3 separate regions of the Homo sapiens genome follow, and all the other regions are linked to region 2. The links are chromatin contacts, found by Hi-C or POLR2A ChIA-PET in ENCODE. All regions are on one chromosome and are shown on one strand. Each heading gives the region's core, a stretch centred on a gene start or an enhancer-like site at or near the end of the contact. The rest is flanking DNA. Distances are from core to core; before and after follow the strand shown. Region 1 holds the start of IKBKE-AS1 (IKBKE antisense RNA 1). Region 2 has its middle 31 kb from the start of IL19. Region 3 overlaps RASSF5 (Ras association domain family member 5).

The links. Hi-C counts contacts between places; a loop is a spot of excess contacts on that map. ChIA-PET counts read pairs that join two places held with the same protein, here RNA polymerase II (POLR2A). Pooled maps may share reads with other maps.
Region 1: a map of K562 shows a loop between it and region 2 (2.6-fold over the local background). The contact joins the promoter of IKBKE-AS1 here to the enhancer-like site in region 2. A Hi-C loop is called at or near these places in 4 of 168 maps with a recorded cell type or tissue (K562, ascending aorta, astrocyte of the cerebellum and 1 more) and 12 of 50 pooled maps.
Region 3: a pooled map shows a loop between it and region 2 (10-fold over the local background). The contact joins two enhancer-like sites. A Hi-C loop is called at or near these places in 4 of 50 pooled maps. POLR2A ChIA-PET finds 5 or more read pairs at or near these places in 5 of 52 experiments (GM12878, H1, OCI-LY7 and 2 more).

What each region holds. Positions count from the first base shown.
Region 1 is chr1:206,496,397-206,500,629 of GRCh38, forward strand. IKBKE-AS1 (IKBKE antisense RNA 1) reads right to left here and starts at 1,332. Exons shown (of 2, transcript NR_172918.1): 1 at 1,198-1,332. IKBKE (inhibitor of nuclear factor kappa B kinase subunit epsilon) reads left to right here. Exons shown (of 22, transcript NM_014002.4): 22 at 1-493. RefSeq lists an enhancer at 1,277-1,426.
Region 2 is chr1:206,737,916-206,742,130 of GRCh38, forward strand. No RefSeq gene overlaps it. Among named protein-coding and RNA genes, the nearest start is that of IL19, 31 kb to the right of the region's middle. RefSeq lists silencers at 1,556-1,605, 1,636-1,745 and enhancers at 3,512-3,561, 3,652-3,761. Within about 2 kb of position 1,761, at least 5 of the 41 ENCODE cell types and tissues checked have a DNase peak (open chromatin) inside an H3K27ac peak, as active enhancers do; they include GM12878 and OCI-LY7, where a contact is called at or near this core.
Region 3 is chr1:206,560,744-206,564,767 of GRCh38, forward strand. All of the region lies in intron 2 of RASSF5 (Ras association domain family member 5), which reads left to right. LOC124904494 (a long non-coding RNA gene) reads left to right here. Exons shown (of 2, transcript XR_007066831.1): 2 at 265-1,651. Among named protein-coding and RNA genes, the nearest start is that of EIF2D, 50 kb to the right of the region's middle. Within about 2 kb of position 2,433, at least 9 of the 41 ENCODE cell types and tissues checked have a DNase peak (open chromatin) inside an H3K27ac peak, as active enhancers do; they include GM12878 and OCI-LY7, where a contact is called at or near this core.

The sequences.
Region 1 (4,233 bases), core at 82-2,581, 240 kb before region 2:
GACCTTTCTATCTTCTCTAGGCTCAGGTACTGCTCCTCCATGCCCATGGCTGGGCCGTGGGGAGAAGAAGCTCTCATACGCCTTCCCACTCCCTCTGGTTTATAGGACTTCACTCCCTAGCCAACAGGAGAGGAGGCCTCCTGGGGTTTCCCCAGGGCAGTAGGTCAAACGACCTCATCACAGTCTTCCTTCCTCTTCAAGCGTTTCATGTTGAACACAGCTCTCTCCGCTCCCTTGTGATTTCTGAGGGTCACCACTGCCAGCCTCAGGCAACATAGAGAGCCTCCTGTTCTTTCTATGCTTGGTCTGACTGAGCCTAAAGTTGAGAAAATGGGTGGCCAAGGCCAGTGCCAGTGTCTTGGGGCCCCTTTGGCTCTCCCTCACTCTCTGAGGCTCCAGCTGGTCCTGGGACATGCAGCCAGGACTGTGAGTCTGGGCAGGTCCAAGGCCTGCACCTTCAAGAAGTGGAATAAATGTGGCCTTTGCTTCTGTTTCTGGTGGCTCTCCCTGGGCTGTGTCTGCAAGGCAGGGCTCTCAGCTGGGTGTGCTTGGCAACCAAGTGGGGTCTGGGCGGGGATCTGTGAGAAGTGCTGGGAAATGGGGGTGGGAATTGGTCATGTCCTGATTTCTGCCTTTCCCCTAAATGGGCCCTAATTTCAAGGAAGAACCCAAGGGGTGCCTTCCCATTCCTTCCATTCTCTTGCCCCCGCATCATTTGGAAAGCTGTGTGAGGGGCCTGGAACTTAGGGAGAAAGGTATTCTTCTTTTTTTTTTTCCTTCAAACCCACCATCTAAGTGGCTACTGCTTTTTTCCCATCTCCACAGCTATTCAAAACCTAGGCTATGTCCTAAATAGTGGGTTTGAATAGTATTATGGGTTATTTTAAGCATTCCTTCATTTTGTCTAGAATCTAGAGTGGTGCCTGGGCAAGGCATTCTGACTTTTGCAAACTGCTTGCAAATTTACCTCCAGCCTTCCCATAAACCAGAGCTGGACTACCCACCTACCTGGGTGGGTGAAGGAAGGGGAAGGGGAAATGCAGTAAGGTAGCCCCAGTAGGAGAGAGAGACGAGTGGGAAGCCCCACTGTGTGCTTCGAAGCGTGAAGACAGCATTATGCTTGACTGGAAATAACCCCAGAGATCCTTCCTGTCCATCTTCATGGGAGCCCCCACATCCTGAGGCCACTCTACTCACCTGGTAGGGCCAGAAATGGGGAAGGGTGAGTCCTGGAGGCTTCTGTCCTCTGTGGTGCTTCTCTGTGCAAAGACCAGCACTCTAAAGGCCTGGGGGAAGGTGGCTGGAGGTTGTTTCCTTGCATCAGGTCCAAGTGGCTTTGTGTTTGTTATTTGGGCCTCAAGCCCGTGGAGTCACTTAAGCCCAGGGGTTCAAGTCCTGGGGCCTCAGAGACCAGCTGCCGCCTTGATGTTCCTGGGTACTAGACCACCTCTCGTCCACTCTGCTGGCCTGAATTTCTGGCCAACACTTCCAGCCCATGAGTGGCCCTTCAGGGAAGTCCCACAATGGGTTTTCCCTGGCAGCAACAGCTTGCAAAACCCCATGTGCTTGGTGGAGCTCAGTGAAGGAGCCAGGGGATCCCTGAATGCCAAATACAGATTTTTGGGAGATGATATGATCCAGGCTGTATGATCTCATGAGCAAAGCCTATGAGATGTGGCGGACAAACTCACTCAAAGGCTTCAGTTCAGTTGTTTTTTTTTTTTAATTTTCCTTCTTTTTTTTTTTTTGGCAGGGTTTTGCTCTGTTGCCCAGGTTGCAGTGGAATGGTATAATCTTGGCTCACTACAGCCTCGACTCACTGTAGTGATCAAGCGATCACCACTACTACTCACTGTAGGACCAAGCAATCCTCCTGCCTCAGCCTTCCAAGTAGCTGGGACTACAGGCGTGCACCACCACACCCAGCTAATTTTATATTTTTTGTAGAGATGAGGTCTCACTATGTTGCACAAGCTGGTCTTGAACTCCTGAGCTCAAGCAACCCTCCTTTCTTGGCCTCCCAAAGTGTTAGGATTACAGGCGTGAGCCACCACGCCCAGTGGCTTCAGTTCATTTCTATGCAAGGCAGAGCTGCTGACATCAGTGCCTCCCTGGATCTGAGGTTCTGCAGAGCTGCTGATTCCATCTCAGTAGGAAATGAGGAACTGGACCAAGACCCAGAACAACCCATAAGATCCTCAGGTGTCTGAAGACCTCTTTAATGTACCTCTCCATTCTCTGCAGTGATTCCTAACATAACACTTAAAATGAAAAGAGCCCATTCAGTTCACCAGACATGATCTGAGCCCTTACAGTGTACCAGGCCCACGGGATGCTGGAACTACAGAGGTGACTAAGCCACCTTTCTGGCTCATGGGGAGCTCACCTCTATGGGGGAAGACAGGTATGCCACAGATAGCTTCCCATCATGGAGGAGGTGCTATGCTAGGAATGCAAACATCCAGTGTGGTCCTGAGTCACCATCCTCACAGGGGAGGGTGCTTAGGTCAGGCTGGGAAACTTCCTAAGTGTCAGGGAGTGACTGAGAACAGGTGAATCCAAAGTGGTCTTAGCAGGTGAGCAGGTGATACCTAGCAAAGAAGGTGTGGGAGGCATTCCTGGCCGTGGGAGCAGCAGTGGCACAGGCATGGGAAGAGCTACTAGTATTTCTATATGACTGGAGAGTAGGTTAAAGTAGGATGCTGGTATTGTGGAAAGGGAGGAGCCAGTCCAAAAGGTCCTTGCAGGCCACACTGAGGAACTTGGACTTTACCCCAGAGGACCACAGAGAGGTTTTAGGTCAAGTCCAACTGGTATTTTAAAGATACTACTCCTCGGTGCCCGTGTGGTGAGTGGAAAGTTGTGGGTAGGAATAGATTAGCTATGTGCATAAAGTGCCTAAAACTCAATATTATTATTATTATTGTTATTATGTGAGACGCAGTTTTGCTCTTGTTGCCCAGGCTGGAGTGCAATGGCACTATCTCGGCTCACCGCAACCTCTGCCTCCCGGATTCAAGCGATTCTCCTGCCTCAGCCTCCTGAGTATCTGGGATTACAGGCGTGTGCCACCACGCCCGGCTGATTTTGTATTTTTAGTAGAGGCGGGGTTTCTCCATGTTGGTCAGGCTGGTCTTGAACTCCTGAGCTCAGGTGATCCACCCACCTCGGCCTCCCAAAGGGCTGGGATTACAGGCATGAGCCACCGCACTGGCCCCAAACACAGTATTATTAACACAATAGTTCTCTGCATACTCCGCTCACCTTCCCCATCCCCTCCCCACCTCATTCAGCTATGAGCCCCTGCACAGGGTAGGTAGAGGAAACAAGTTCTTGTCTCGTATGGGCTGAGTCGGGGGCTCAGATCAGTCACAGATATCTGGGAAGATTCCATGTGGCATTCAGATTCATGGCTAGCAGCCTCTTAAAACAGGCTGATCCAAGCTAAAAGGGGGCCTAACTGGAAGGATGAGGGGGCCTGTCCCAGGAACCCAGGCAAGAAGTACAGTCAGTTCTGGAGGGCAGGGCGCTACAGGGCTATATCTCTCTTTCTCTCCCAGAATCCACACAGTTTCCTCTCTTGAGACTGGTGTCCTGGTTTCAAAACACATATTCTGGGATCCCACTCAGCTCCTGAATCCAATCCGTAAGGGTGTGGCTCAGGAATCTGTATTATTGATGAGCTTCCCTGGTGATTCTCACACCAGCTCAGGTTTGAGAACACTGAGGCAGAGTTTACAAAGATCCTGCAGAGGGCATGTGAATGGCCCAACAGAGGCCAATTGGCAGTGCGTGGTACACTGGACCAGGCACCCCACTCCACACCCACCCTGAGAGCTGAGGCCAGGGCAGCCAGTCTAAGGACAGGATGGATCTCAACCATGGCCAGGCCACCCTCCTACTGGAACCACCGTTTGCTTTCATGGAGCCACCTTGCTTCAGTATCCTCACAGGATTGCTGCAACTGGTCATTTTGGGTTCACTTCCAAACTGCTTCAAAGATTTTTATTTATGTTTATATATTTATTTTTTTTTAAGACAGAGTCTCGCTCTGTTGCCCAGCTGGAGTGCAGTGGTGCGATCTTGGCTCACTGCAACCTCTGACTCCCTGGTTCAAGTCATTCTCCTGCCTCAGCCTCCCAAGTAGCTGGTACTACAGGCATGCACCACCACGCCCAGCTAATTTTTGTATTTTTAGTAGAGACAGGGTTTCACCACGTTGGCCAGCATGGT
Region 2 (4,215 bases), core at 511-3,010:
CCTCGTCCTCTGGACGAAGATCTCACATCTATGCCTTGTTGGGGAGGATTTCAGTCCTCCCCCACCCAGGCATGTGAAGATTAAATGAGGCTGTGCCAAGACTTGGAAAGGTGGGGGAAGTGCAACTCGTGTGGAAAGATAGGACTGCCCCCTGGGCTCTGGGCCACCATTCAGACAGGTCAGTGCCTTGGCCTTTTCAGCCTAGGCTGCTCTTTAAAAAGAAGACCTTCAGCCACTATCCAAGAGTAAAAATGTCACATTTTCAACATTCAGCTCATCTTGAGCACCTCCTCTGTGTCATGCCCAGTGCTTAGGACTTCGGAGACACACAGATGAGTCCAGAAGTGGGTCTAGCCTTTGTGGAGCTCAGCATAGAGAAGTGGCGGGCATCGCTGTAACAGAAGAACTGATGCTCTCCAGAACAGGAGCAGAGGTGGTTGGAGTGCATAAGGTGGAGCTATTCTGTTAGAGACCCAGGAGAGCTTCCTAGCAGCCCTTCAAGCTGGCACCTGACTGACAGTTTTGATGGCAGAAAATGGAATAGCATGATGGAGATTTCCCCATTGCATTTCTGCTCTCACTTCTCTCTGCAAGAGCTAGATCCTTCCTTCTCCAACAGGTTCACCCCTCCTGTCTTGTGGTCTGAACTGCTGTCTGTCTGCTCATCTCGTTAGCTTGACCTTTGACCCCTCATGGGTTCTGCTCATGGAAATCTGATTTACTCCTCTCTGTGGGGTGCCCTTGGTGTTTTCTGTCCATTTTCCCTTTCCAGCCCCTCCAACTTGGATTTGCCTCATAAATGATGTTTGCTCCCTGAAAAACAAAATTTGGGGATGTGGGCTGATGGGGCTTTTGCCACGTTTCACTCAATTCATTAATTTTTTAAAAAGTGTTACAGTGGTACACCTTAAACTTAGATCTTTTGTAGTTAGGCACTTTCTGAATCATCATGGAAAATGATGACATTACATGAAATTGAGAGCCCTCCTGGAAGAGCAGGATGAGCAATTGTTAGGGGCTTCCTTGCCCCTCTTCCCTCTGCCACTAAAAGGCCTTTCTCATCCCTTTGTCCTCATGGTTCTTACTCCACTCAGTTTAAAAGTGGAGCCCTTGGGAGCCTCCCTGGCACTCACACACAAAAATGTCAATATACTTGGCGTCCACCCTTTCCATTTTTAACACACCACCATCTGGAACCCAGAATTACCTTGGAATTTACTTGTCTCCTCTAGAGGGAGTCATAATTGCTTGGAAGGTAAGTTACTGCCCAGAGCCTCTGGCCAGGAAGTCTTTTGGCTGTCAAGCCTGCAGGATTTCAGGTGGGGCTGCCAAGGTGGTGGAACCTGTGTTTGATAAGTCATTTTTAGGGACCAGGGCTGCCATGCAAATGCATTTGTTTGCATAACTTTCTTGCTCTCAGGGACAGTAAAGTTTCCTACTGCCATCCCACACCCCTGCCAGGATTTGCAAGTGAAATACCAGGACTGACTTTCCACTTTCCCCCTTCATGAGTCCTCCCTTCCTAAGTCCTCCCCCACCCCTTGGTTTTGGTTTTGTCTCTGAGGTCCTGTGTGACCAAATACTAGTCTCAACCTCTCTGATCCTAGGGTAGTAGTGTTTCCAGGACCCTGATATGCAAAGTATCTGTACAAGTTATGCAAATGAGCATCCTGTCTGGGTGGCTCTGGTCCTAGCCCCGGGCAGTTACTAGCTCTGACTACTGCTGTCCGAGTGTGTGAAACGTGATCTTGCTCCTTCCTCTGTCCAGGCAGCTGTGGGTCTCTTGTTCCTCAAACAGCTACTGCCTCTTGGGGTAATAAGGCCTCAAGTTTCAGAATGAGCTGAGTTCTCCTAGCCCTTACCTTCTGATCTGGAGACATGTGGTTCTGAATTCACCAGTCAAAGGTTTACTTTTGAAAGAAACCACGATCTCATCTAAGTCTAAGACAGAGACCTTGGTTAGCTGGAGTCTGTGGTGCAGAGAGACCTGGTATTTGTAGTAAGACCTAGAGGGGCCTTTGGTTTTCTGGCACTCAGCTGTCTCCTTTTCTGGTCACAAACCTATTCTAAGGAAATGGTCCTCATAGTGAGACTCTAGCCCTACCCACCCACAGGAGGGTCGAGGGCAGGAGGGGAAGGATGACAGCCAGGCATTCTTTGAGCCAGTGTGCAAGGAAGAGAAAGGGTAGACGAGAAATTCAGTCTGATCGGCTTATTTCAGGCTCTGAAAATGACAGCTGACTCAGGGTAGGTGCTTAGTATCTGTTGGATGGATGAAAGCATCTAAAGGAAAATTAACACAAGTAATTTTAGTAACTCAAACAAGACATTATATGTACATATATAGACATACAGAGTGAGGCGTGAACCTTTCTCTTTATAACGTCTCCACCTCAGTGATGCCAATTCCCTCTCCAGAAAAAACTTCATTGAACAGCTTTATTTTTTTTGAAATTTTTATCCAAAAAGTTTCTGAAAATTTATCTAGATACAAATATACTTATAAGCACAACTGAGAAGTTTCTTTGGCAGTTATAACAAGTACAAATGGAATCATTAGGCATATTGTTCTGCAACCTGCTTTTAAAAAATTGTGATAAAATACACTTAACTGAAAATTTACCATCTTAAACATTTTTAACTGTAAACTTCACTAGTATGTTCACATTGTTGTGCAACTGACAGACTTTTTCATACCCATGAAACAACATACAGCTTGCTTTTTTCACTTAGCATATCTTGTGAATTTCCATGATCAAACTCATAGAACTATCATTCTTTTTCTAAATAGTTGCAGAGTATTTTATAGTATGATGTACCACAATTTATCTGCTGTGGATGGATATTTCTCACCTCCTTTCTTTTTTATTTGTCTTTTAACCTCATTTGCACTGAAGGACTACCCTCCCCCCCTTTTTCTACTATTTATATAGATCTCACAAATATCTTGTACAGTATCTTCGAGTGTGTGTGTAAGGATTTCTGTAGTATAGATCCCTAGTAGTGGAATGGCAAGATCTAAGGGTATACACATTTTAGTTTTTGATAGGGACTGCCAAAAAGACAGTATCGATTTATGAATGAATGCACTTTGCATATTGCTTTCCAAGTGAGAGCTTTACGAAAGGGTTTGCTGTCAGCAGCAAATCTGGGGGTAGAGTCAGTCAGCCGAGAGTAAAAGGGCATTTATAGCACTTCCCAAAACTGATAGATGTAGACCCTTGGCCACATTGTGGGCGAGTGGAAAAGTCAGCTGTAGAGGGGTTTAGGGGATTCCTTCAACATCTCCCCATATCAGTGGCCCTGCTCACTCAATTATGGTTATTTGCATACATTTTGGGCATGTAGGCAGAATGGCTCAAAGACAAAAATCTGAGGTTCAGCCTTGTTTGGCCTCCTGGTGTTTGATCTTGACCGGGCTACCTGCTTCTCTGACTGGCATGCAAATGCCTGTGGGGGATGACAAGTGTGCACATAACATAAGTGACATAAGGCTGACTCTGGTGGGTGCTGTAAGAGAGGCCCAGAGTGCTGTGGGAAGTTACAGAGGAGGCACGCCTCTGGTTAGGAATAGCAGGGAGGAGGAGGCGGCTTTGACTCCGGGTTGTAGGTGTTGTGGGGCACACAGGACACATGCAGGACCCACTATACAGGAGCTCACTAGACAGGAGCTCAGCCACATTGCCTCCCAATGTGACACTGATTGTGTGCCCAGCCCTCTGCTGGGTACCGAATCTGAGGCATCAGTCTTGGGGATGGCTTGGGATGTGGTGGTCAGTAGCTCAGTTGCATATGGCACAAAGATAAATCTTTGGAGTTACTCTAAGCTGGGTCCCAACTATGAGCAGATGACTTGTCCTCTCTGAGCCTCAGCTTGTCAACCGGTAAAATGGGAATTATTATTGAGGCACCCATGAACATGTGCCCCAGAGACCTCCTATTATGGGGAGCTTATTTGTCCAAGGGCCCCAGCTATGGCACTCTGAAATTCATTGTCTCATTTGTGTGGAGGCCACACTTCCTTTCTCGTGCTCCCAGTCAATGACAGTACAACAGGGATGTGAAGACGCACCCGTTCCTGGGAGAACCAGGACTCGAAGGATGGCCAGCTTTGCCCCTGGCAACTTCATAGACACTTGTGCCTGGGGCCCTTGTGCACATCCTCCTCTCCCTCTTTCCTTAGTGGGGTCACACACCGGTGGTTCCCCAGCCTCG
Region 3 (4,024 bases), core at 1,183-3,682, 180 kb before region 2:
GATGGGTAGGGGGACTTATCAGGTCACAAGACAAGGTTTTGATGGACCCAAGGTTAGAACTTCCCTCTTTTGCCTCCCAGGCCAGAGAATTTTCTTCCTTAGTCCCACAAAAGATAGGGTTTGGTGATTTGTAGGACTGGTGACTGTGAAGCCAGGCCAGGCCCTCTGTCCATCCCTCATATTTGTTCATTTTTTTCCTATCAGGGATCTGACCCTGGAAGTGGGGCCAGCTTCCATTCTTATCAATTTCCCAAATGCCTACAGGTGGTGGCCATTTAAGGCTTTGACATCTGAGCGGGAACACAGGCGTTCTGAACTCTTGGCATGTTAAACAGGCTCTGGGACCCCAGGACTCTGGCACCGGCCCAGAGCATTGGGGTGAGTGCTCTGAGGACAATACAGCTTTCTGCTTGCAGAATGTCAGAGCACCTCGCTTTATAGATGGAGAAACTGAGGCCCAGAGAGGTGGAAGGACGTCACTAGGCCACACATCTGTTTGGGTAGAGCCAGGACTAACACCCCTCCAGGACTCCTTGTCAAGTTCTCTTCTTCTTGGTCTTTTCCTACTCAGTAGATGACCCAGGATAGACCGTAGGTCTTGTCCTCTCAGAACCTTCTACAAAATGGAACACTCAACTTCAGGCTGGGTCAGGTTTTGAAAGGTCCTTCCCATCCCTCCATTCCTTAAGGCATGCTAGCTAAGGGGACATTGACCCTACACTTGATTTTAGCAGGTAGTCCCTGTAATCTTACAACTTTAGTGACTTAAAAGTTCTTCTTGGTGTCTATCCTACAACTGAAATATGTTAATAGATAAACCTCTATCTTCCCACTGGAGACTCCTCCTCATGTGTGTTTTTCTCTGTGGATACAAAGAACAGAAGGTTGACTATATCTACAGTTAAATATTTTTCTTTTTCTTTTTTTTTTTTTTTTTTTGAGATGGAGTTTTGCTCTTGTTGCCCAGGCTGGAGTACAATGACGCGATCTCGGCTCACTGCAACCTCTGCCTCCCAGGTTCAAGCAATTCTCCTGCCTCAGCCTCCTGAGTAGCTGAGATTACAGGCACCCACCACCACACCCAGCTAAGTTTTGTGTTTTTTTTTTTGAGTAGAGACAGGGTTTCACAATGTTGGCCAGGTCTTGAACTCCTGACCTCAGGTGAACCCCTACCTCGGCCTCCCAAGGTGCTGGGATTACAGGAGTGAGCCACCGCACCCGGCCTATAGTTAAATATTATACTTAAGTACATAGAAAACACACTCCCATGCCCCCATCTGCCTAGGCTTTCTTGGGTCTACAGTGACACCATTGAATTCTTTTTCTTCAAGGAAGATGCAAGAGGAAGAGGGTCCTGGAGGTCAGATCCTACACTGCTCCCTGTTCCCTGCCTGTAATTGTTCCATCTCCTCCTGCCTGGCCAGTCAGCTCCTCCCTGGACAGGATCCCTGTGGTACTCCAGGGGCACTAGCCAACCCCACAGCCCTGGGACAGTTGGGGAGGTCCCCATCTCTCTGCTAGCAGCAGGCACACCCAGGCCTCAGGCATGGCACCTGCCCCTCACCACCTCGGCATGAGAGAAAAGAAAAGATTACTAAAAATAAGTTAGCTCCAAATTTCAGCAATAAAAATAAAACTAGAATCTTTGGAACCACTGGCCCATTTGACTGTTTTTTATGTGCTGTCTCAAAGGCTTACATGGCCCAAGACTAGTCCCAGAAGAGATTTCAGACTGGCACAGCCTCCAGATAGCCTCATTTAGAGATGCCGTCCGAACTCCACACTCGTGGGATTCACTGCCCGCTGCCTCCTCTGGCCCTTCCCAGTATTGTCCGTCCTATAAGATCAGAACTCGCATCTCCTTCAGGTCCAACAACATCAAGTACTTGGTTACAAAAGCCAGTATTGGCCGGGCGTGGTGGCTCATGCCTGTAATCCCAGCACTTTGGGAGGCCGAGACGGGCGGATCACGAGGTCAGGAGATCCAGACCATCCTGGCTAACCTGGTGAAACCCCATCTCTACTGAAAAATAGAAAAAATTAGCCAGGCGTGGTGGCAGGCTAACTACTTGGGAGGCTGAGGCAGGAGAATGGTGTGAACCCGGGAGGCGGAGCTTGCAGTAAGCCAAGATCGTGCCACTGCACTCCAGCCTGGGCGACAGAACGAGTCTCTGTCTCAAAAAAAAAAAGCCAGTATTGACCAAATACTGCTTGGGTTGAATTGCTGCATCTTCTCTCTTGCATCCTGTACAATCAGGATGGACTAACTTGAAACAACCCCTGCTTTTCAGTCATTGAATATAATCAGAGGTTTATTTCCCCCTTTACTTAAAAAAGTTAGATTGGCAGGTGGGGATCAGGATAACACATGGGAAGCTTGTGGGCCAGACCCGGAAATGGTGGGTGTTTCTTGCAACCACGGGCCATTGGCTGGAACTCAGTCACGTGGCCACACCTAACCACAGGGGAGGTTGGGAAGTGAAGTACAGCTGTGAGCCCTGGTAGAAAAGGAAGCAGGTTGTGGTGAGCATTTAGCTGTCTCTGCCACACATGCCTCCTGCCACCGTTTCTGCGCCAGGCACCTGGGAAGCTCTGCTCATAACTGCTTGGTAAAGGACATGACCTGTTTCTTTGACCTTGTACCTCTCTCTCATCTGTCACTGAGGATATTCTGTTCTTGGGATTGGGTCCTGTCTCCCCCATCTAAACTGGAAATCTCTTGAGGACGGGTGCTTTTCCTCACTCAGCACTTCTCTGGTTTCTCTGTAGCATCTGAAACCTTCAGTGTTGCATCAAGGTGGCCTCAACCACCTGCACCAGAACTACTCTTTGAGAATGGAGTTTCAGGGGCCCTACTCCAGAGCTACTGGCTCCTGAATCTTTGGAGATGGGACCCTGGATTCTGCTTTTCTAATACTTTTCCCAGGTGATTCTCATATATGCTGCAATCTAGGAACCACCTGTTTAGGAAATATTTGGTAATTGACTGCTTACCCCAATTGGAATGCAAGAAGAGAATGTGTCACAGATTCCTAAGAGGTTCCTAGGCTGGAAACTGAAGTCTAGAGAGGGAAGAGGATTTGCCCCCAGTCACACAGCTCAGTAGAGACAGATTCAAGGAGTCAGGCCCCCTGGGTCCTGCTCAGAGCTTTCTCTGCTAGTCTCATCACCACAAGCTGAACTCTTATTTCAAGGCCCTTTGAGATCTTGATGGCACATGATGTAAGGGAAGACACACAGCACTAACTGTAAATGAAGTCCTCCCTTCCCATCCAGCTCAAGCCACTAAGAGGTTATGGCCAAGTCATTTCAATCATCAGACTCAGGTACTTCATCCTGTCCTTCTCAACAAACACCCTTGTCATGTGAGTGTCCTTATCTTCCCTGCTGAGAGTCCCTTGCCTCTTTGCATGGGAACAGACCCTTTTTACTAGTTTCTCATGGGCCTGGTAGGGATTCTAGATATTGGCTGCCAAGTTCTCTAAACCATAAGGACTTCCCCTAGGGAGGGGTCAGAGAGACGACCTCCTCCAGGACCACCTGGAACTCACCCAAGACATCCTTGTTCACACGCCGCTTAGTCCAGGCCATCCCTCACTCTCTGTTCTGGTTCCTCCCCTCCTGCCCTCCTTCTGTCTTCACAGGTTTAGATAGTTTATCCAGAATCAGCTTTTCCCTATAAAGCAATTTCACTTACAGTTTGGGACACATAATATCCACCCACCCAAGCAGTTTAGGGAGAAAAGAAGAAAGATTTTATGCCAGTATCAAACCTTGAATCCCAGGTCTTATTGCACACTGTCAGATCAGGCTTTGGATCCAACTCCCAGCCTAGGAGCTTGAAGGGGTCCTAGCTTGGGGACCTCGATTCTCTTCTCTTCTGCTCTTCACTTACCAGGTACCCCACACCTGTGTATCTTCTGGCTTTGGGAGCTCCCTGGGTGGGGAACTGAGACCTGTCCTGCAGGTCCTTGGTTTCTTCTTCTTCATGGTTTAGTCTACCTCAAAGAGCATGGGGTGGGGA